Regions from separate parts of the Homo sapiens genome. Here region 2 is linked to region 1. Evidence: read pairs that join two places in POLR2A ChIA-PET (ENCODE). Cell type or tissue: OCI-LY7. All regions are shown on one strand.

Region 1 (2,500 bases):
GCCTCACCTTGTTGCTTAGGTTGGTCTCGAAATCTTGGGCTCAAGAGATCTGACTGCCTCGACCTCCCTAAGTGTTGGTACTACAGTCGTGAGCTACCAGGCCTGAACAAATGTTGACCTTAATAGTTGTTTACTTCTTTTTTTTTTTGAGATGGAGTCTCACTCTGATCTCAGCTCACTGCAAGCTCTGCCTCCCGGGTTCAAGTGATTCTTGTGCCTCAGCCTCCCGAGTAGCTGGAATTAAAGGCATGTGCCACCATGCTCGGCTGATTTTTATATTTTTAGTAGAGACAGGGTTTCTCCATGTTGGCCAGGTTGGTCTCCAACTCCTGACCTCAGGTGATCCACTCACCTCGGCCTTCCAAATTGCTGGGATTATAGGCGTGAGCCACCACGCCTGGCTGTTGTTTACTTTTTGACTATTCTGTCCCATTAGATGTTACTGTCATGAGGTAGGAACCTGGTCAGTGTAGTTTACACCTAGACCTTGAGTCCTAGGATTGTGTCTAGCTCATAGCAGTTGCTCAGTAAATGTTTGTTAAATAAAGCAATAGTTAGACAGTTGGGTGTGCAAGCGTTCATTCAGGCTTGAGGATCAGCCAGGCACTAAAATGGTGAGAGAAGGAGACAAACAGCCAAGTTTGTTGAGGGCGTATGAAGAGAAGGGTTGTAGTAATGGACTACTCTCTAAGCTCAGAAGAGAAGGAAGAGGAGAACAGGAAGGAAATGACAGATAGTAAAAAAGTGGTAAACAGGGCTGGACGCGGTGGCTCATACCTCTAATCCCAGCACTTTGGGAGGCCGAGGTGGGCAGATCACGAGGTCAGGAGATTGAGACCATCCTTGCTAACATGGTGAAACCCCATCTCTACCAATAATACAAAAAAAAAGAGCCAGGCATGGTGGCACGCGCCTATAGTCCCAGCTACTCGGGAGGCTGAGGCAGGAGAATCACTTGAACCCGGGAGGCGGAGGCTGCAGTGAGCCGAGATCGCACCACTGCACTCCAGCCTGGTTGACAGAGCGAGACTCTGTTTTAAAAAGAAAAGAAAAAAAAAAGTGGTACACAGAATGGGGTCTTGTTGGTGTGGAAGAGCTGTGTGGCGTGAACGCTAAAGCCAGTAAGCTGGAAGGATAAGGAATGGTGGTCAGGGTGCGTGGCTTGAAACCAAGTACTGGGGTGTGGTGGAATTTTGGGTGGCGAGACTGTCCCACGGGAACACGGAGAGGCCAGCTGGTGGGAAGGGAAGGAGAGGAAGTCAAGTGGTGAGAGGCAGGGGTACCGGACGGGTCATTCATGTGGGTAATTAGGTCCCCAAGGTGGAGGGCTGGAGTAGAATGAAGAGAAGGGCTCTGAGGCAGGAGGAAAAGTCCATGATGAATGGGTCTGCAGGTCACAGCACCAAAGGGGAGTGGCAAGTGCTGCAGCTGGATGGCATTAACCTCAAAAGCAAGAGGGCCCAGGTGCAGTGGCTCACGCGTGTAATCCCAGCACTCTGGGAGGCCAAGGCGGGAGGATCGCTTGAGACCAGTTTGAGACCAGCCTAACCAACAAAGCGAGACCCACTCCTTGGACTTGGTCTGTCATACCAATGGCACCCAGTCACCCGGGTCAGGAGAGTCACCTGTGGTGCTCCCTGCTCTTTCCTATATCCCATAGATCACCAAGGCCTACATATTCTTTGTTTTTTCGTTTTTTGTTTTTTTTGAGACGGAGTTTCACTCTTGTTGCCCAGGCTGGAGTGCAATGGCACAATCTCAGCTCACAGCAACCTCCCCTTCCCGGATTCAAGCAATTCTCCTGCTTCGGCCTCCCAAGTAGCTGGGATTACAGGCATGCACCATCACGCCCGGCTAATTTCGCCTTTTTTTTTTTTTTTTTTTTTGAGACAGAGTCTTGCTCTGTCGCCCAGGCTGGAGTGCAGTGGTGCGATCTCGGCTCACTGCAACCTCTGCCTTCTGGGTTCAAGCGATTCTCTTGCCTCAGCCTCCCAAGCAGCTGGGACTACTATTAGCTGGCCACCACGCCCAGCTAATTTTTGTATTTTTAGTAGAGACGGGGTTTCACTATGTTGGTGAGGCTGGTCTTGACCTCCTGACCTCGTGATCCACCTGCCTTGGCCTCCCAAAGTGCTGGGATTATAGGAGTGAACCACTGCCCTAGGCCCTAATTTTGTATTTTTAATAGAGACGGGGTTTCTCCATGTTGGTCAGGCTGGCCTCGAACTCCTGACCTCAGGTGATCTGCCCGCCTCGGCCTCCCAAAGTGCGGGGATTACAGACGTGAGCCACCTCGCCTGGCCACCAAGGCCTAAATATTTTATGGACACTCCTTAATCCAAGTCTTAGTTACTGCCACAATCTCCATAAGGGTCTCCAGGCTTTAAAAATTTTTATTAAAATTTTAAAATGTTTATTAAAAAAATATTTTGGGCTGGGCATAGTGGCTCATGCCTGCAATTCCATCACTTTAGGAGGCTGAGGCGGGTGGATCACTTGA
Region 2 (2,500 bases), 87 kb after region 1:
TTGCCTCCCGAGTTCAAGTGATTCTCTCACCTCAGCCTCCTGAGTAACAGGGATTATAGGCACGTGCCACCATGCCTGGCTAAATTTTTTGTATTTTTAGTAGAGATGGGGTTTCACCATGTTGGCCAGTCTGGTCTTAAACTCTTGACCTCAGGTGATCCACCTGCCTCTGCCTCCCAAAGTGCTGAGATTACAGATGTGAGCCACCACACCCAGCCTAGCGGTTCTAATTATAGTATTCTTCAGTATATTTATATAAAGTTTATATATTATTATTTTGGGAAAGTTAAAATTTTGGATATAGGTGAGGGAAAATGTTGAGTATACAGACTTTCAATTAATCTCTATTTTCAGGCCCTCTTTTTTTTTTTTTTTTGAGAGACGGAGTCTCGCTCTGTCGCTCAGGCTGGAGTGCAGTGTCACGATATTGCCTCACTGCAACGTCTGCCTCTCAGGTTCAAGCGATTCTCCCACCTCAGCTTCCCAAGTAGCTGGGACTACAGGCATGCACCACCACGTCCAGCTAATTTTTGTATCTTTTAGTTGAGATGGGGTTTCATCATGTTGGCCAGGCTGGTCTTGAAGTCCTGACCTCAGGTGATCCTGAGGTCCTGCCTCGGCCTCCCAAAGTGCTGAGATTATAGGCGTGAGCCACTGTGCATGGCCTCAGCCCCACTTTTTATTCAGGCTCTTCTCAGATTTGCCATTTCCAAATTTTAGCTTCTCTAGGCCTCTGTTTAATAGACCCTTTTCCCTTTGTTTCCTCTCTCCTCCAACTCCTCTCTCTCCTGCTCTTCCCTTTCCCTCCCCTCCCTTCATTACCCCACTGTTCTGTTCCATTTTTGTATGTCAGGCAGTGACAGTGATAATTGTCATATATTTTCCTCTACAGTAGAAATGGTACTTAGTATCATCTCAATATGATGCATCCCACCTATCTACCTTATGTTGCAGACACTTTTATGTTTATTTTCTGGTTGTTTCCAATAGGGAGAGTTGGTAATCCTTCAGATTACCAACTGAATGTCTTTTTTTGAGATGGAGTCTCGCTCTGTCGTCCAGGCTGCAGTGCAGTGGCACCATCTCAGGTCACAGCAAGCTCCACTTCCCCAGTTCAAGCGATTTTCCTGCCTCAGCCTCCTGAGTAGCTGGGATTACAGGCATGTGCCACCACGCCTGGCTAATTTTTGTACTTTTATTCTCACCATATTGGTCAGGCTGGTCTCAAACTCCCGACCTCGTGATCCGCCCACCTCGGCCTCCCAGCTTGCTGGGATTATGGACGTGCGCCACGGCCCCTGGCCTGAATGTCTTATTGGTATATTTTAGCTTTCTATTTCAGTGTAATACAAAACTGTAAATGTTCTTTTGTGACCTTTTTCTTTTTTAAAGATAATTTTTAATGTAGAGGTAATTTGCATAGGAGATTTCTGCCTGTATATCCTGGTAGTGTCTTGAAAAAGTATGTCTAACTGCTTTCTACCTTTTCAACTCTATAATGTTTCTGAAGTGTACAAATCACCAAGGGATTACATTCAAAATTAAAATAAATATTTGAGATTATAAAGGGGAGTTTGCATGAAATCACTTGATACTGCTTTTTTAATCTACAGAAAGAATGGAGGGAAGATAGAAATGGAGAATTTAAAAGAAAAGTTGCCCGCTGTGTAAGAAAAAGCCAAGAGACTGCTTTTGAGTGACATTTATTTAGCAGCTAGTAACTTCACTTATTTCAGGGTAAGTTTATTTTAAATATCATACTTTTGTTTTTTTGTAAGTATCCTATTAGTTTTTGGAAATTGTGTGATTTGGGTATTTGAATTACATTTTTTCATTGACTTCATTTTTTAATGGTATTATCCTGTAGTCTCGTTCTCAAAACTACTGTATAATCTGCTTGCTTTTCTCCTAAGACACCCAGCTGTTTTTGACTAGATATTCTGCATTCATATGGTTAGTATGCTGGTCTGTTTCTTTTCACTGATGGTAAAGTTTCTAATGATAAGGTTGTTATTTCAGTTTAGTTTCTTTGTTTGACTTTTTGATCTAGCATCCTGATCACTTGGGCACTAATGTATCTTCATATACTGTATTATGTAGGGTATAGGCAAGACTATTAGTCATCTACCTATTCCTTTAAGGTTGGTCTTCTGGCCAGGCGTGGTGGCTCATGCCTGTAATCCCAGCACTTTGGGAAGCCGAGGCGGGTGGAACACCTGAGATCAGGGGTTTGAGACTAGCCTGGACAACATGGTGAAACCTCCCCTCTACTAAAAATACAAAAATTAGCCAGGCCTGGTGGCGTGTGCCTGTAATCCCAGCTACTCAGGAGGTTGAGGGAGGAGAATCGCTTGAACCTGGGAGACGGAGGTTGCAGTGAGCCAAGATTGCACCGTGGCACTACAGCCTGGACAACAGAGCAAGACTCTATCTCAGAAAAAAACAAAAAACAAACAAACAAAAAGTTGGTCTTCTATCTCCTTGGTCTTTACAGATAGGG

What was found. ChIA-PET counts read pairs that join two places held together with the same protein. Peaks named below come from ENCODE experiments on the same cell type or tissue, not always from the same donor. Only the 100,000 strongest peaks of a DNase experiment are listed, where the experiment ranks them.
Region 2: POLR2A ChIA-PET joins it to region 1 with 5 read pairs; 9 of 35 experiments call an interaction of 5 or more read pairs at or near these places.

The regions. Positions count from the first base shown.
Region 1 is chr17:4,368,773-4,371,272 of GRCh38, reverse strand. No RefSeq gene overlaps it. Among named protein-coding and RNA genes, the nearest start is that of UBE2G1, 3.3 kb to the right of the region's middle. RefSeq lists an enhancer at 1,477-1,526. In OCI-LY7, a CTCF peak has its summit at 2,475; DNase peaks (open chromatin) are centred at 582, 1,432 and 2,012; H3K4me3 peaks cover 1,882 bases; H3K27ac peaks cover 2,500 bases.
Region 2 is chr17:4,282,035-4,284,534 of GRCh38, reverse strand. It overlaps UBE2G1 (ubiquitin conjugating enzyme E2 G1), which reads left to right. Exons shown (of 6, transcript NM_003342.5): 5 at 1,614-1,737. The coding sequence ends at 1,700. Among named protein-coding and RNA genes, the nearest start is that of ANKFY1, 19 kb to the right of the region's middle. In OCI-LY7, no CTCF peak of the experiment used is centred here; no DNase peak of the experiment used is centred here.